Linked DNA regions of Homo sapiens: region 2 is linked to region 1. The links are chromatin loops, found by intact Hi-C in ENCODE. Cell type or tissue: heart left ventricle. All regions are shown on one strand. Each heading gives the region's core, and the rest is flanking DNA. Links, peaks and the distances in the headings are about the cores only.

Evidence for each region. A loop is a pair of places that touch in the nucleus more often than their neighbours do. Peaks named below come from ENCODE experiments on the same cell type or tissue, not always from the same donor. Only the 100,000 strongest peaks of a DNase experiment are listed, where the experiment ranks them.
Region 2: a loop joins it to region 1, with 2.4 times the contacts of the local background. A loop is called at or near these places in 7 of 110 quality-filtered maps.

What each region holds. Positions count from the first base shown.
Region 1 is chr17:75,530,475-75,538,795 of GRCh38, forward strand. The region is part of intron 1 of LLGL2 (LLGL scribble cell polarity complex component 2); the gene reads left to right. Among named protein-coding and RNA genes, the nearest start is that of LLGL2, 8.9 kb to the left of the region's middle. In heart left ventricle, for the core only: no CTCF peak of the experiment used is centred there; a DNase peak (open chromatin) is centred at 4,829.
Region 2 is chr17:75,308,717-75,317,037 of GRCh38, forward strand. No RefSeq gene overlaps it. Among named protein-coding and RNA genes, the nearest start is that of SLC25A19, 23 kb to the left of the region's middle. RefSeq lists enhancers at 7,279-7,428, 7,779-8,028. In heart left ventricle, for the core only: no CTCF peak of the experiment used is centred there; DNase peaks (open chromatin) are centred at 1,058, 3,524, 5,687, 6,044 and 2 weaker places; H3K27ac peaks cover 2,271 bases.

The sequences.
Region 1 (8,321 bases), core at 261-8,260:
CATGTCTCTACTAAAAATACAAAAAATTAGCTGGGCATGGTGGTGGGCACCTGTAGTCCCAGCTGCTCGGGAGGCTGAGGCAGGAGAATGGTGTGAACCCGGGAGGCAGAGCTGGCAGTGAGCCGAGATCGCGCCACTGCACTCCAGCCTGGGCGACAGAGCGAGACTCCATTTCAAAAAAAAAAAAAAAAATTAGCTGGGCATCGTGGTGTGCACCTGTTGTCCCAATTACATGGGATCGTAGGAGGATCGCTTGAGCCCAAGAGTTTGAGGCTGCAGTGAACTATGATGGCGCCACTGCACTCCAGCCTGGGTGACAGAGTGAGACTCTAACTCAAAAAGAGAAAAAAAGTCTCTAGGGGTCAGAAGTTTTTCAGCGAGGACCTTTTTCAGGAATTGAGGGCAGCAGTGGAGGGCGCGGCTTCTCCTAAATGGACCTTGCATTCCAGTGGCCCTTGATGCTTCCCTTGCTCCTTGGGAGGGCCAAGAGTGAGAGCCGGTTGCCTGGGAGTCTTTCCTGTGGTGGGGATGTCGGAGAGTGCAGGATTAAACCTGCTGTGAGTTCTGCCCCAGCTGAGGAGTGCTTGCTGGGTACACCCTCCTCACCCTGCTGGGTGGCAGGGCAGAGAGCACAGGCCTGTGCTGCTCTGTTGGCATTAGGAGACTTTCTAGGAATGCCATTGTGCCCCCTTTCAACCTTGCTTGGGGAGAGGATGTCCTCTCCTGCCAGGACTTCCTGGCCCCGGGACCCTCCCTTTGGAAGACGAAGTGCTGCCTGGGACCAGGTGGCCCATGAGCCCCTGCCCGCACTGTGGGAGATCTGCGCATCTCTGGCAAGAGCCTCCAGGAGCCATCTAAGGAGTTTAGTTTCCCCGGGGAGCTATTCGGCCTTCCTGGTCTTTCCAGATGAGTCAAAAGCAGCTGTTGAGACCTCTGAGTTGGGGGCCAGAATGGAGGCCCAAGAGACCAATGTTCTTTCTCCTGGGCCGGCTGCTTTGAGCAGCACTGGCAGCCTGGACTCATTTGTCCTCAATCCTCAACTCTGAGAGGCCCTCTTATCTGTCTTAGGTGATATCGTTCTCAGGGTTCCTCCTGGGGCGAGGCACGCCAGGTCTGCTTGGCAACGCTGTTTTCCTCTGTCAGGAGCAGTTTGCAGAGAGAAAACTGGGGACAGGGCAGGAGACGGGCGTCCCCCAGCGGGGCCACCAGCACTGTTTGCCCTCCCCAGCCCTGGCTCCCTAGGAATTCCAAGGAGACCCTCGCTCACTGTGCCCGTGGCCATGGCTTTGCTCAGGTCCCTTTGGGGTGGCCTTCCCCACAGCCCTGCCTCTCAGAGGAAACTGGCTTTGAATACTCACCCCTCTCTTCTTCCCAGGAACCACAGCGAATTCTTGAGCTAGGAGAGGCTGCTCTGGGCGTGGGGACGAGGAGGCTGCAAGGCACCTGACTCTACCCTTCAGGAATTCGGCAGAGACTGGAGCCTTCTCTCGAGACACCTGACTTAGTGTTCCCAGAGTTTGATGAGAGGGACATCTGGGCACAGGACCATATGACTGTAATAAATTATATATATGTATATATACACACACACACACACACACACTTTTTTTTTTTTTTTTTTTTTGAGACGGAGTCTTACTCTGTGGCCCAGGTTGGAGTGCAATGGCATGATTTCGGCTCACTGCAGTCTCCCCAGGTTCAAGTGATTCTCCCACCTCAGCCTCCCCAGTAGCTGGGATTACAGGTAGCTCCCCAGTAGCTGCTACCATGCCCAGCTAATTTTTTGTTTGTTTTGAGACGGAGACTTGCTCTGTTGCCCAGGCTGGAGTACAGTGGCGCGATCTCAGCCCACTGCAAGCTCCGCCTCCTGGGTTCACACCATTCTCCTGACTCAGGCTCCCGAGTAGCTGGGATTACAGGCGCCCGCCACCACGCCCAGCTAATTTTTTTCTTTGTTTTTTTGTTTTGAGTCTGAGTCTCGCTCTGTCGCCCAGGCAGCAGTGCAGTGGCATGATCTTGGCTCACTGCAACCTCTGCCTCCCGGGTTCAAGCAATTCTCCTGCCTCGGCCTCCTGAGTAGCTGGGATTACAGGTATGCGCCACCACACCTGGCTAATTTTTGTATTTTTAGTAGCGGGGGGGTTTCCACCATGTTGGTCAGGCTGGTCTCTAACTCCTGACCTCATGTGATCCACCTGCCTCGGCCTCCCAAAGTGCTGGGATTACAGGCATGAGCCGCTGCGCCCAGCCCTCTAGTAAATAATATTAACATTTAATATAATTCTGGAATTCTCTGGGGGTCCTGGAGCTTTGGTTAAAGGCAGGGTCCACAAGGGTATTCCGAACAGGATGCCAGGCATGACGTCCACAGGGCCCTGGCCTTGGCCGGAGACTTGAGGACAGGGTAAGGAAGTTCCCTGAGAACCCTGTGGGGTCCTACCTCAGTGTTTCGTGGGGTCAGTGATTGGCAGATACCTTTTCTAGTTAATCCCTAGTCAGTCTTAACTGTTCGTTCATTCATTCAAGTACTTTTTTTTTCTTTTTTTGAGGAGTCTTGCTCTGTCGCCCAGGCTGGAGTGCAGTGGCGCGATCTCGGCTCACTGCAAGCTCTGCCTCCCGGGTTCACGCCATTCTCCTGCCTCAGCCTCCCGAGTAGCTGGGACTACAGGCTCCCGCCACCACGCCCGGCTAATTGTTTGTATTTTTAGTAGAGACAAGGTTTCACCGTGTTAGCCAGGATGGTCTTGATCTCCTGACCTCGTGATCTGCCCGCCTCAGCCTCCCAAAATGCTGGGATTACAGGCGTGAGCCACCGCACCTGGCCCTTTTTTTTTTTTTTTTTTTTTTTGAGATGGAGTCTCACTCTGTCACCCTGGCTGGAGTGCAGTGGCACGATCTCGGCTCACTGCAAGCTCCGCCTCCCAGGTTCACACCATTCTCCTGCCTCAGCCTCCTGAGTAGCTGGGACTACAGGCGCCCGCCATGATGCCCAGCTAATTTTTTGTATTTTTAGTAGAGACAGGGTTTCATCATGTTGGCCAGGATGGTCTCGATCTCCTGACCTCATGATCTGCCCGCCTCGGCCTCCCAAAGTGCTGGGATTGCAGGCATGAGCCACCGCGCCCAGCCCGTTCAAGTATTTTCTGATGCCTCTTGTGTGGTTCTAGATGTTGGATGTGATCCTTAAACAAAGCAAAGATGTCTGCCGTCGTTGAAAGTTGTTTCTAAAAGGTGAGAAGCCTGACTGACAGAAAGTAAAAGTAACTAATAAATTGTGTTAAAAGGTGATACGGGCTATAGGGTAAAAAGAACTAGAGCAACAATTGGGAACCCGCATGGTAGGGGGCAGGTTACAACTTTTAACAGGTGGTTAGAGTGGGCCTCTGCCAGAAGGTGACATTTGAGCAAAGCTTTGAAGGAAGTGAGGGAGCTGTTTAAATAAAATTCCAGTCCCTCCCATGAGGCACCTGGATGAGGCCAGCACAATCCCCACCTCCTGGAGCTGACATCTGGAAGCTTCTTGGGACAGCTGTTCCAGTTTTAGGGCAGGTAGGAGGCCCTAGAAAGGGGCCTGATTGGATGGGCTGGATGGCCTGCCCACGCCAGCCCCAGGCAGGTGGTCCATCTTCTCCCCAGAATGGTTTTGCTTTTCCTTGGACTTGGCTTTCTGCCAGTCACTTCCCTGGAGAGAGAGTCTGGTGTTGGATTATGAAAGGGGGCTAAGGCCCCCAGAATGGGGGTGCGTTCCCACCTTCCACCCCATCCTCACAGGCCCAGGAGGGGCAACAGAAAGGAAACTTCAGGAGGAGTCTAGGCATGGCGGGAGGATCCTCTTGGGGTTGTGGGATGGTTGTGATTCCATAGGATAGATGGTGGGGGGAATGGAGGCTGACCCCAAATGGGGCCCATCCAGCCTGCGAGCAGGCAGCCCCTTTGTCCTGGGAGAGAGGCCTGACCTGAGCGGAGGATTCTGCAGTCAGATTGGAATGCAAATTGGGGCTTGGATTTTTTTTTTTCTTTTTTTGAGAAAAGGTCTCGCTCTGTCACCCAGGCTGGAGCACAGTGGTGCCATCATAGCTCACTGCAGCCTCAACCTCCTGGGCTCAAGTGATCTTCCCACCTCAGCCTCCTGAGTAGCTGGGACTACAAGTGTATGCCACCATGGCTGGCTAATTTTTAAGTTTTTTGCTGAGACAAGGTCTCCCTAAGTTGCCCAGGCTGGTCTCGAACTCCTAGGTTCAGTGGATTCTCCTGCCTCGACCTCCCAAAGTGCTGGGATTACAGGCATAAGCCACTGAGCTTGGCAAAGGACTTGGACTCTTGACTGTTTGAGCTTGGGGCCACTCTGAATCGATCACTTCATAAGTAATTGTAAGAATTAAATAAGGTGAATGTAAAGTGCTAAAGTCACATCCAGCCATAGCTAGCTCTCAATCCCTTTTACTACTTAATTAACAACAGCGGGGACGACAGTCCTCCAGTCATGCCCCCATTCCCTCTGGTTTGTGTTCCCCTAGATCCCACTCCATGGAACTGCCTTTCAGCCAAGGTTTGGTTGCTAAGCTGCTGGCCAGGGACCTGCCTGGTGCTTCTGGGAGACTGGGCTTCCCAGGGCGACATGGGCACTTGCAAAGCGGCTACAGGCGTCTGAGTTGGCACAGATGCCGCAGGGGTCAGCAGCTGCCTCTGTGGTTTAGATCCCTGCCCACCAGTGCCATCAGAGTAGGAGGTGCAGGGGCGGATTCACATCCGTCAAACAGGAGGCCACAGCCACACTCAGGCCTCACACAGGATGTCGCAGAGGGGAAGGCAGCTTCTTAATCAGCAGCGGGCTGTGGGGAGCACGAGCGAAGAGGAGAGGAGAGCATGGGACATCAGGTGGCACGCCCTGAGAGCAGGCAGCTGGCGCTGGGTGCGGCCCGGGGGCCCTCTCTGGTTTCGGCTGGGTCTGGAGTCCTGCCGCTGGGTGTGGACTCTCCCAGCAGATCAATGAGATCAATGGAACTTCCCGAGCTATGGAGGGAGTTTCTTGAGGGCTGGCCCCTCCCACATCTCCAGGCCAGAGGGCTGGCTGGGCTTGGCCAAGCCTTGGTCTCACAGGGACAAATTAGCCCAGGTGCCCCAAACAGTGGCAGGGTGGGAGAAGCAGTCTGGCCTGGGGATCCCCTCTCCTCCGAGGCACAATCGCATCTGCCACTTAGAGCGAGGGGGGCCCAAGGCAAGTCCACCCCGTGTGGTTATTCTCTCTCTCTGCCCCCACTGGTCTCTTTCTTGAGCTCTTGAGATGGAAGGCGGGCCAGGGTGTGGATTTTGTGGCCTGTCACCAAGTGGAGAGCTCTCCTGTTCTTTCCAAGTGGGTGTCCAGGTGTGTGGACACCTGTCCTAGACCCAGAAATATTTTGCCGGCCAGGTGCAGACGTGGGTGAGTGGAACAGTGAGGAGGGAAGGAAACAGGTCGATCAGCTGCCCACAGGGAGCTCTCAGGCTGGTTCCACATGCAAGGCACAGACTTGGGTAGAAAGTGGATGGGAACCAGCCACAAGGCAGCAAGCCTTTTGCGGCCCGGCTCTAAACCCTGGCGCCCGCCAAAAGGGAACAGAGCAGGGCAGAACAGGGAGGGTGGCTCAGAGGCTGGTCTGGTGACAGGCAGGAGTGGAGACTGAGGTTGGATGGCCTTTAGAAGTTAGTGGGGTGGAGAAGGTTTTCCTGAGAAGCCTCATCTCAGAGGTGGCGCTCTGGCTAGGTGGCAACCCCAGTGACCATTTCTGGTGTTAGACTTGAGGACTTGGGGGGCTCCTCAGCCTGTGGGCTCCTGAACTTGTCTCTTCTCCACATTCCTCCCAGGTGTGTCACTTAAGTGCACAGCACCTGAGAGTTTGCCAAGCCCGCTCCCTGGCCCTGCTTTAAAGCCTCGGGACGATGGAATAGAAAAGTCCTTTCTACTCAGGACCCTGAAACCCAAGGTTGCACAGCTAGTCCCACCTGCCTGTCTCCCCGCCTTTCCGGGCCTAACTATTCCGTGTCTCTAGGGGGTACCTCTCCCCACTCAGGTTGCGGTGGCTGGAGAGGAGCCCACGCCTGGTGAGCACCGGAACATTCCACCAGCAGGACAGGGCTGGACCCACCCTCCCGCCTGACCATGCCTGGGGCCTCTTTCCTTCTCTCTTTGATCCTCTTATCCACCCTGCCTAGGAGGCAGATAAACAAAAAGGAGAAAAAAGAATCACCACTAATCCCATAACCCTTCCGAGTACATTGTCAAATATAGGGATTTTTAATAGATTCTACCTGACTCTTGGATTCTTTGTACATATAGTCCCATGCCATGAAATGGTCTTTTCTCCATTTATTTATTTATTTATTTACTTTTTGAGATGGAGTCTTTCTCTGTCACCCAGGCTGGAGTGCAGTGGCGCTATCTGGGCTCACTGCAACTTCCACCTCCCGAGTTCAAGCAGTTCTCCTGCCTCAGCCTCCCAAGTAGCTGGGGTTACAGGCACCCACCACCATGCCCGGCTAATTTTTTTTAGTAGAGACGGGGTTTTGGCATGTTGGCCAGGCTGCTCGCAAACTCCTGACCTCAAGTGATCCACCCGCCTCGGCCTCCCAAAGTGTTGGGATTACAGACGTGAGCCACAGCGCCCGGCCCTTTTATTCCTTTTAATGACTGGAAGCCTTTTGTCATAGGCCTGAGCACACTTCACCCATCCCCTGTTGTGGGCCATTTAGGTTGCTTCTGATTTTTTCTGACAGCTTAATAAACAGCACATCAAGGCCAGGAGACATGCATGAGCCTGGGAGGCTGTCCCTGTCCACCATGGTTTCAATGGATCATTTTATCCTAAGGTGTGTTTCTTCCCCATCTGAACCCATCTTGACCATTCTCAGGACTCTGAGATAAAATGGTCCCTTTACCCCTTAGGATAAAATGATCCCAGGCTGGGTGCGGTGGCTCACGCCTATAATCCTAGCACTTTGTGGGGCCGAGGTGGGCAGATCACTTGAGATCAGGAGTTCGAGACCAGCCTGGCCAATATGGTGAAAACCACAGCTCTACTAAAAATAACAAAAAAATTAGCCAGGCATGGTGGTGGACACCTGTAATTCCAGCTACTTGGGAGGCTGAGGCAGGAGAATTGCTTGAACCTGGGAAACACAGTTGCAGTGAGCTAAGATTACACCACTGCACTTCAGCCTGGGCGACAGAGCGAGACTCCATCTCCAAAAAAAAAAAATCCCTTAAAACCATGGTGGACAGGGACAGCCTCCCAGCCTCCTAGGACTCGGAGAATGGTCAGGATGGGTTCAGATGGGAAGGCTTTTTGGAAGGTGACCTTTTTTTTTTTTTTTTTTTGAGACAGTCTCTCTCTGTTGCCCCGGCTGTATTACAGTGGCACAATCTCGATTCACTGCAGCCTCCGCCTCCTGGGTTCAAGCAATTCTCCTGCCTCAGCCTCCTGAGTAGTTGGGACCACATGGTGCCCGTCACCATACCTGGCTAATTTTTTGTCTTTTTAGTAGAGATGAGGTTTTGCTGTGTTGGCCAAGCTAGTCTCAAACTCCTGGCCTCAAGTGATCAGCCCGCCTTGGCCTCCCAAACTGCTGGGATTACAGGCGTGAGCCACCTCGCCCAGCCTGGAAGGGGGGCCGGGCTGATTGAGGGGGCAAGAAGGTATTTCAGACAGAGAATGGCAGGGACCATAGTGAATGGGGCCAGGGTGGGGCTGAGTAGATGGAGCAGCCAACAGGGCCAAGGAGAGAGGGCCAGTGACATGGAGGAGGGAACGGGGGGTGGGCAGGCCCCATCAGGTCCCTGCCTAGGACAGCTCAGGAGGCCCACTTTGTCATCTCTCTCATGTCATCTGCACAGATCTCTGCATTGGGCCCCCCACTTGTCTTCATCCTGAAACATAGAAGCCTCTCTCATCTTGAGGCTTTGCAGCTGTTGTTCCTTCTGCCTAACACACTGTGCCCCAAGTTGTCTGTGGCTGGCCCCTTCCCACCAGTCAGTCTCAGTGGAGACCTCGCCTCCTCTGTTCATTCATTCATTCAACAGATAACGAGTGAGGACTCGCTGTGTGCACTCGGATACAGCAGTGAATAAAAGGACAAAAGGTCTTGAATGGGAAAAAGAAAGCTGCTGCTTGTGGGGGATTCCACAGGTAATCAACAAGATTAATAAGTAAGCTATTCAGTGTGTCCAAACGTGGCCAGGTCCAAGGAGAAAAGCGGTGCAGGGAGGGAGAGAGAACATCCCAGGAGATTGCAGCTTCAGGTCGGGGAGGGCGTGAAGGTATCTGGAGGAAAGTGACCCAGGCAGT
Region 2 (8,321 bases), core at 181-8,180, 220 kb before region 1:
TGATTTTTAAACAGATGAAGGAATGGGGGTGAGAGGTTAAGGGCCCTGGTCGTGGCCAGGCGCCATGGCTCACGCCAGTAATCCCAGCAATTTGGGAGGCTGAGGTGGGTGGATCACTTGAGGCCAAGAGTTCAAGATCAGCCTGGGCAACACAGCGAAACCCCGTTTCTATTAAAAATACAAACAACCAGCCAGACATGGTGGAACGTGCCTGTAATCCTAACTCGGGAAGCTGAGGTGGGAGAATCGCTTGAACCCGGGAGGCGGAGGTTGCAGTGAGCTGGGATTGCATCACTGCACTCCAGCTTGGGCGATAGAGTCTTGCTCTGTTTCAAAAAAAAAAAAAAAAAAAAAAAGGAAGAAAAAAGGAGAAAAAGGGGGCCCTGGTCACACAGCGAGGAATAAAGGCCCTGGCCTCAGGCCTGCGATCTCATGCTCTTTGTCCTACATCACACTGCTCCTGAGGGGCAGGAGCCTGGACTTTGCCCTCTTTGGACAGGCTGGGGAAAGAGGCAGGGTGGAGAGACAGGAGGAGGTTTTGTGGCAGTGGGGAGAGGGGGACGAAGGGCCGGGACCAGGATGGTACCAGGGAGCATTTCCCTGCAGCCCTGTCCCTGGAGCCCTGTGGCGTCCCTGGTGCTGTGGACTCTTGGCTCACCTCCTGCCGCTCTGGCCTCTCTCCTGTGTGCTTCCTGCCTTCCCCTCGCCCAGCCCTCAGGGCTGTGCTTCCTTATGGGGACTGGAGTATGTGAGGCCTCACCCGTGGCCATGGTTTCAGGGCCACCTCCACACTGACAACACCTGGATCTCGATCTCCTGTCAGATCTGTCTCCTGAGCTCCAGGTGAACACACCCTGCTGCTTTCTAGATGATTGTCCTCAGGCACCTCAAATCCAACCCTCCAGCCTTTCTCTCTGCTTCACCCCACCCTGCCCCTCTTCCCCTAGTTCCCCATCTCAACAAACAAAAGCCACAGATCCCCCCACTGCCCTGCAGCCATCTGGACCTGCCTTTCCCTCCACCCCAGGTCTTCCCAGCTCCTCCTAAATACAGCTCAACGCCCTTGGCCCTCTGCCACTCCCTTCACTGGGACAACATCAGCAGTTTCTTTATTTTTTTTAGACGGAGTCTCACTCTGTTGCCCAGGCTGGAGTGCAATGGTGTGATCTTGGCTCACTGCAACCTCCGCCTCCCGGGTTCAAGTGATTCTCCTGCCTCAGCCTCCTGAGTAGCTGGGACTACAGGCACACGCAACCACGCCTGGCTAATTTTTGTATTTTTAGTAGAGACAAGGTTTCACCATATTGGCCCGGCTAGTCTCAAACTCCTGACCTCTGGTGATCCACCCACCTCGGCCTCCCAAAGTGCTGGGATTACACAGCTGGCTAATTTTTGTTATTTCTTGTAGGGGCAAGGTTTTGCCATGTTGCCCAGGCTGGGGTATATGGTTTCTTTTGGGGTATGACAGTGTTCTAAAATGGATTGTGGTGGCTGGCACAGTGGATCATGTCTGTAATCCCAGCACTTTGGGAGGCCAAGGTGGGAGGGTCGCTTGAGGACAGGAGTTTGAGACCAGCCTGAGCAACATAGTGAGACCCTGTCTCTACTAAAAAACATAAAATAAAATGGATTGTGGTGATGATTGCATAACTGTGAATACTAAAAAACATTGAATAATATACTTTAGATGGGTCACTTAAAAATGTTACATTGATCATATCTCCATAAAACTTTTTTTTTTTTTTTTTTTTGAGACAGAGTCTCGCTCTGTCGCCCAGGCTGGAGTGCAGTGACGCCATCTCGGCTTGCTGCAACCTCTGCCTCCCAGGTTCAAGTGATTCTCCTGCTTTAGCCTCCTGTGCAGCTGGAATTACAGGCGTGGGCCACCATGCCCGGCTAATTTTTGTATTTTTAGTAGAGACTGGGTTTCACCAGGTTGGCCAGGCTGGTTGTGAACTCCTGACCTCAGGTGATCTGGCCCCCTCGGCCTCCAAAAGTGCTGGGATTACAGGCATGAGTCACCATGCTCGGCCTAAAATCTTCAAAAAATTTTAAAATTCGCTAGGTGTGGTGGTACCACCTGTAGTCCCAGTTCCTTGGGAGATTGAGGTGGGAGGATGGCTTGAGCCCAGGAGTTTGAGGCTGCAGTGAGCTATGATCACACCACTGCACTCCAGGCTGGGCCATGGAGCAAGACTCTTGTCTCTTAAAAAAAAAAAAAAAAATTGGCTGGGTGCGGTGGCTCATGCCTGTAATCCCAGCACTTTAGGAGGCCGAGGAGAGTGGATCACCTGAGGCTGGGAGTTCGAGACCAGCCTGATCAACATGGAGAAACCCCCGTCTCTACTAAAAATACAAAATTAGCCAAGTGTGATGGCTCATGCCTATAATCCCAGTTACTCGGGAGGCTGAGGCAGAAGAATCGCTTGAACCCAGGAGCTGGAGGTTGTGGTGAGCCGAGATTGCACCATTGCACTCCAGCCTGGGCAACAAGAGCAAAACTCCGTCTCAAAAAAAAAAAAAAAAAAAAAAAAAAGGCTGAGCACAGTAGCTCATGCCTGTAATCCCAGCATTTTGGGAGGCCGAGGCAGGCAGATCACTTGAGGTCAGGAGTTCGAGACCAGCCTGGCCAAATTGGTGAAACCCCGTCTCTACTAAAAATACAAAAATTAGGCCACGGGCCAGGCACGGTGGCTCACTCTTGTAATCCCAGCCCTTTGAGAGGCCAAGGCAGGTGGATCACGAGGTCAAGAGTTCAAGACCAGCCTGGCCAGCATGGTGAAACCCCATCTGTACTAAAACTACAAAAAAATTAGCTGGGCATGGTGGCATGCCTGTTGTCCCAGCTACTCGGGAGGCTGAGGCTGAAGAATTCCTTGAACCCGGCAGGCAGAGGTTACAGTGAGCCGAGATTGTGCCACTGCACTCCAGCTTGGGCGACAGAGTGAGACTCCATCTCAAAAAAAAAAAAAAAAAAATTAGGCAAGGTGGCGGGTGCCTATAGTCCCATCTACTCAAGAGGCTGAGGCAGGAGAATCACTTGAACCCAGGAGGCGGAGGTTGGAGTGAGCAGAGATCGTGCCACTGCACTCCAGAGTAAGACTCTGTCTCAGAAAAAAAAAAAAAAAAAAAAAAAAGGCCAAGTGTGGTGGCTTATGCCTTTAATCCCAACACTTTGGGAGGCTGAGGCGGGAGGATCCCTTGAGTGCAGGAGTTCAAGACTAGTCTGGGCAATATAGTGAGACCCCATCTCTGTGAAATTTTTTTTAATTAGCTGGGCATGGTGGTGCGCACGTCCAGCTACTCGGGAGGTTGAGGCGGGAGGATCACTTGAGCACAGGACTTCAAGCAAGCAGTGAGCTATGATCATGCCACTGCACTCCAGCCTGAGACAAAGCAAGACTTCGTCTCAAAAAAAAAAAAAAAAAAAAAAAAAAAAAGACATTCAGAGAGAAATTGGCTTGTCCTATGCAGCTAGGTCTGGAGAGTGGGGTTCGTGCCGAAGAGCCAGCCCCATCTGTAAGGAGATGGCGCAGATGCTGGTCTTACGAAAGCTGTCACTGCTGCTTCCTTCTATTTTAGATGACAAGCAATTCTACTTCCTTTTCCAAAACCTCATATTTTTTTCTTTTCTTTTTTTTTTTTTTGAGACAGAGCTTCACTCTTGTTGCCCAGGCTGGAGTGCAATGGCATGATCTTGGCTCACCGCAACCTCCACCTCCTGAGTTCAAGTGATTCTCCTGCCTCAGCCTCCTGAGTAGCTGGGATTACAGGCATGCACCACCATGCCCAGCTAATTTTGTATTTTTAGTAGAGATGGGGTTTCTCCATGTTGGTCAGGCTAGTTTCAAACTCCCAACCTCAGGTGATCTGTCCGCCTCGGCCTCCCAAAGTGCTGGGATTACAGGCGTGAGCCACCGTGCCCGGCCAAAACCTCCTATTTTTTGCTGGGCCTCTCAAGTTTCTCCCCAGGTCCTATCCCCAGCATTGTCCCTGGATAGGCAGTGTGGCTGCTGTAACAGACAACCCTCCTCCCCCCGTCAGTGATGCAACACAGCTGATATTTGTTTCATTTTTTTGAGACGAGGTCTCGGTCTCTGCTGCCCAGGCTGGAGTGCAGTGGCAGAATCATGGCTCACTGTAGCCTCGACCTTCCAGACTCAGGCAATCCTCCTGCCTCAGCCTCTTTGAGTAGCTGGGACTACAGGAGCACACCACTGAGTCTGTCTAATTTTTTGTAGAGACAGGGTCTCACTATATTGCCAGACTGTTCTCAATCTCTTGGGCTAAAGTGATCCTCCCAAAGTGCTGGGATTACAGGCATGAGCCACTGTGCCCCGCCCCAGACATGTTCCAAATCTAGCAGGTGCTCTGGGTCTTCTGCTGGCTCTCCTGCATCCACCCACAGGCAAGAGAAGCAACAAAGTGGGGAGGCCACAAGGCCCCAAACACACCACACACGTCAGGACTGGAGCACATGGCTGCTTGGAACTGCAGGGAGGTTGGGCACATGGTCCAGACAACTGGTCGGGAGAGAGCCAGGTGAGCACTGCGCACACTCTGCTGCAGAGCCTGACTTCACTCAGCTAACACGACCCTAGCCTCTTCCAGGCTATCCGGATTCTGGTCTCCGCACCACTGCAAGTCAGATGTTCCTAAAACTTATCTTTCATCGTACCGCTGATCTATAAGAGCTACAGAAGCAGCCAGGCATGGTGGCTCACACCTGTAATCCCAGCACTTTGGGAGGCTGGGGCGGGTGGATCACCTGAGGTCGGGAGTTTGAGATCAGCCTGGCCAACATGGCAAAACCCCATCTCTACTAAAAATACAAAAATTAGCTGGGCATGGTGGTGCACACCTGTAATCCCAGCTACTGGAGAGGCTGAGGAAGGAGAATTGCTTGAGCCCAAGAGGCAGAGGTTGCAGTGAGCTGAGATCGTGCCACGGCACTCCAGCCTGGGTGAGTGAGACTCTGTTTAAAAAAAAAAAAAAAAAAAAAAGCTACAGAAGCCTCCTGTGTCAACAGGCAGAATGGGCATCGCTCAGCCTGCATTCGAGTCCCCCACAAACCCCACCTGGGCTCTTTCTTCCTCGTTGCAGGAGGCTACTCAGGCTCCCTCAAGCCATGTCCAGGCAGGTGCTCGCTAACACCGCCACGCCTCTACTAGACCACCTGCTCTGGGTGTCTACTGTCCTATTAGTAACTGTCCAAACTCATTTCACCCAATCCCCAGGGCAAGTCCCATCTGCCTCCAAGCCTCCCTTTGAGCCTGTGCTGTCTACATTTCCTCTTTGAGTCTCTCTCATGCAAGGGCTTGCATAATACAAGGATCAGGACTGAAGAGTGCGTCTGTGTCAAGGACAGAAGGCTCCAGTGGGGCAGTTTCCAGTTTCAGGGTGACTCAGGGCAGCAATGCCACCGTGCAGGAATGGAAAGCGGTGGTTGATGGTGTGAGAAGACACGGGGGCCCTCCTCAGCCTCCAGTTAGAGGGGAGATAATTGCCTCCAATTCCACACGCCCCAGGAATGACGTTCACCATCAATCCCTACAGGTGTGGGCAACACATGTGTAACAGAGTAAATGAAAAAGGGTACACCCTCGCCCCTTGCTTCCCTAGCACAGCGCAGGATGAGGGGTGGGGTTACAGCAGGAGGCAAACATCCACCCTTTCACCCCAGGCTCGGGCCCTTGCACAGGCCTGCAGCACGAGGCGAGCCCTCAGGACCTGGCAGCTGCTATTTTGGAGGCCAACACTGCTGACGCCACGACTCACACTCAGAGAATGGCTGCAATAGCTGTGCTTTCTCAACCCGAATCCAGGAATGTTAAAAAAAAAAAAGGCTGGGGCAGGGCCTGGTGGCTCACGCCTGTAATCCCAGCACTTTAGAGGCCAAGGTGGGCAGATCACGAGGTCAGGAGATCAAGACCATCGTGGCCAACATGGTGAAACCCCATCTCTACTAAAAATACAAAAATTAGCTGGGTGTGGTGGCGGGCGCCTGTAGTCCGAGCTATTCGGGAAGCTGAGGCAGCAGAATCGCTTGCACCCAGGAAGCGGAGGTTGCAATGAGCTGAGATGGCGCCACTGTACTCCAGCAACAGAGCCAGACTCCAACTGAAAAAAAAAAAAGAAAAAAGAAAAAAAGAAGGCTGTCCTTGGAGACCTAAGACCAGTGTTGCTCTTGGGTGGGCCAGAGTTGAGACTTAAAATACGTCTTAGTGATTTCTTTTTTGGACGGGGTATAGTATGGCTTTTAGTGTTAGTTTTAAAAGTAGTGTTTGGAATGCACTAAGCAGTAAGTGGCTTAATCAATATCACTAACATGTAATATTGATCTATCAGTGCTGTTGGCACACAGAATTGTACTCTTTTTTTTTTGAGACGGAGTCTCACTCTGTCGCCCAGGCTGGAGTGTGATGGCGCGATCTCGGCTCACTGCAACCTCTGCCTCCCGGGTTCAAGCGATTCTCCTGACTCAGCCTGCCGAGTAGCTGTGATTACAGGTGCCCGCCACCACGCCCACCTAATTTTTGTATTTTTAGTAGAGACAGGGTTTCACCACGTTGGCCAGGCTGGTCTTGAACTCCTGACCCCAGGTACAAAAATTAGCTGGGCGTGGTGGCAGGAGCTGGTTATCCCAGCTACTTAGGAGGGTGAGGCAGGAGAATCACTTGAACCCGGGAGGTGGAGGTTGCAGTGAGCCAAGATCGTGCCACTGCATTCCAGCCTAGGGGACAGACGGAGACTCTGTCTCAAAAAAAAAAAAAAGAAAAAAAAAGTATTTCCAAGACGCATAAAACAGGTCCACTGTCATTTTTTCCAGTTATCCAGGAACTTCCATAAAGCGAACGTTTTGGGCTGAAGGTCACCCACCCCATGAACAGTCAGGTGGAACTAGTGCCCAGGGAAGGCAGGCAGCCTGCGCCATCATGGCCTTTGGCTCAGAGGCCACCTAAGCAGCCCCGCGCTGTGGGTCACCATCTCCTCCACACTCAAGTCTGAAGGTGAGCCTGTCAGGGGCTCCCAGCTCACTGGGTGGAGGGAAGCGTGTCAGGGAGGGGTGGGGGGGGCGTGCCCTGAAGAGCGAGGCCATGCGCCTACCTCCAGCTTTTCCCCTGACACACTGAGCGACTCCCGGCTGCACGCCGGCCACAGGGCTCCTGTAAGATGCTGGGAGGCTTCCCAAGGCACCCCGCCCAGATGTCTTCCCAGGAATCCCGGATCCCTGAGGAGGGAGATACCATCACTAAGAAATCTGTGACCAAACTGCTGATCACAGAAAAGGAGTGATTTTCCCATTAATTCTGAAACAGTCAGTCAAACGCGAGGGAGGGGACAAATTGAGCAAAAAGCCTCAAATGAGGCTAAATGAGTCACCACGCCCGGCCTTTTCAATTACATAGCTCCATTTTGTAAACTTCTGCTCAGCTTCAAGGAGGCCAGCCCAAGTGGACCACAGGACTAGCAGTCTTGACTCTTGCTGGGTCAAGATCCTTCCCACACATGACTGCTGCAGGGGAAGGTCAAAAACGTCCCAGGCCAGGCACAGCTCACGCCTGGATTTCCAGCACTTTGAAAGGCCAAGGGTGGGGGGATCTCTTGAGCCCAGGAGTCTGAGACCAGCCTGGGAAACACAGACCCCACTGTACAAAAAAAAATGAAATTAGCCAGGTGCAGTAGCGTATGCCTGTAGTCCCAGCTACTTGGGTGCAGTAGCGTATGCCTGTAGTCCCAGCTACTTGGGTGCAGTAGTGTATGCCTACAGTCCCAGCTACTTGGGAGGCTGAGGTGATCACTTGAGCCCAGGGGATTGAGTCTGCAGTGAGCTATGATTGCACCGTAGCACTCCAGCCTGGGTGGCAGATAAAGACCCTGTCACAAAACAAAACAACCCACAAGCCTCCCCTGCTCAGTGTGGCTACACCAAGAAGAATTCAAGTCGAGATTTCTTGGGTATTTTTTTTTTTTTTTTGAGAGAGGTCTGTCTCTCAGGCTGGAGTATAGTGGCATGACAGCTCACTGCAACCTCCACTTCAGCCTCCTGAGTAGCTGGGACCACAGGTGTGCATCACCACACTCAGCTAATTTTTGGTAGAGATGGGTTTCACTATGTTGCCCAGGCTGGTGTGGCATTCTTGAGCTCAAGCAATCCACCCGCCTCAGCCTCTCAAAGTGTTAGGATTACAGGCGTAAGCCACTGAGCCTGGCCCTTATTACCTTTATTTTTTATTTTATTTTATTTTTTTGAGAGGGAACCTAGCTCTGTCACCCAGGCTGGAGTGCAGTGGTGCAATCTCGGCTCACTGTAACCTCCA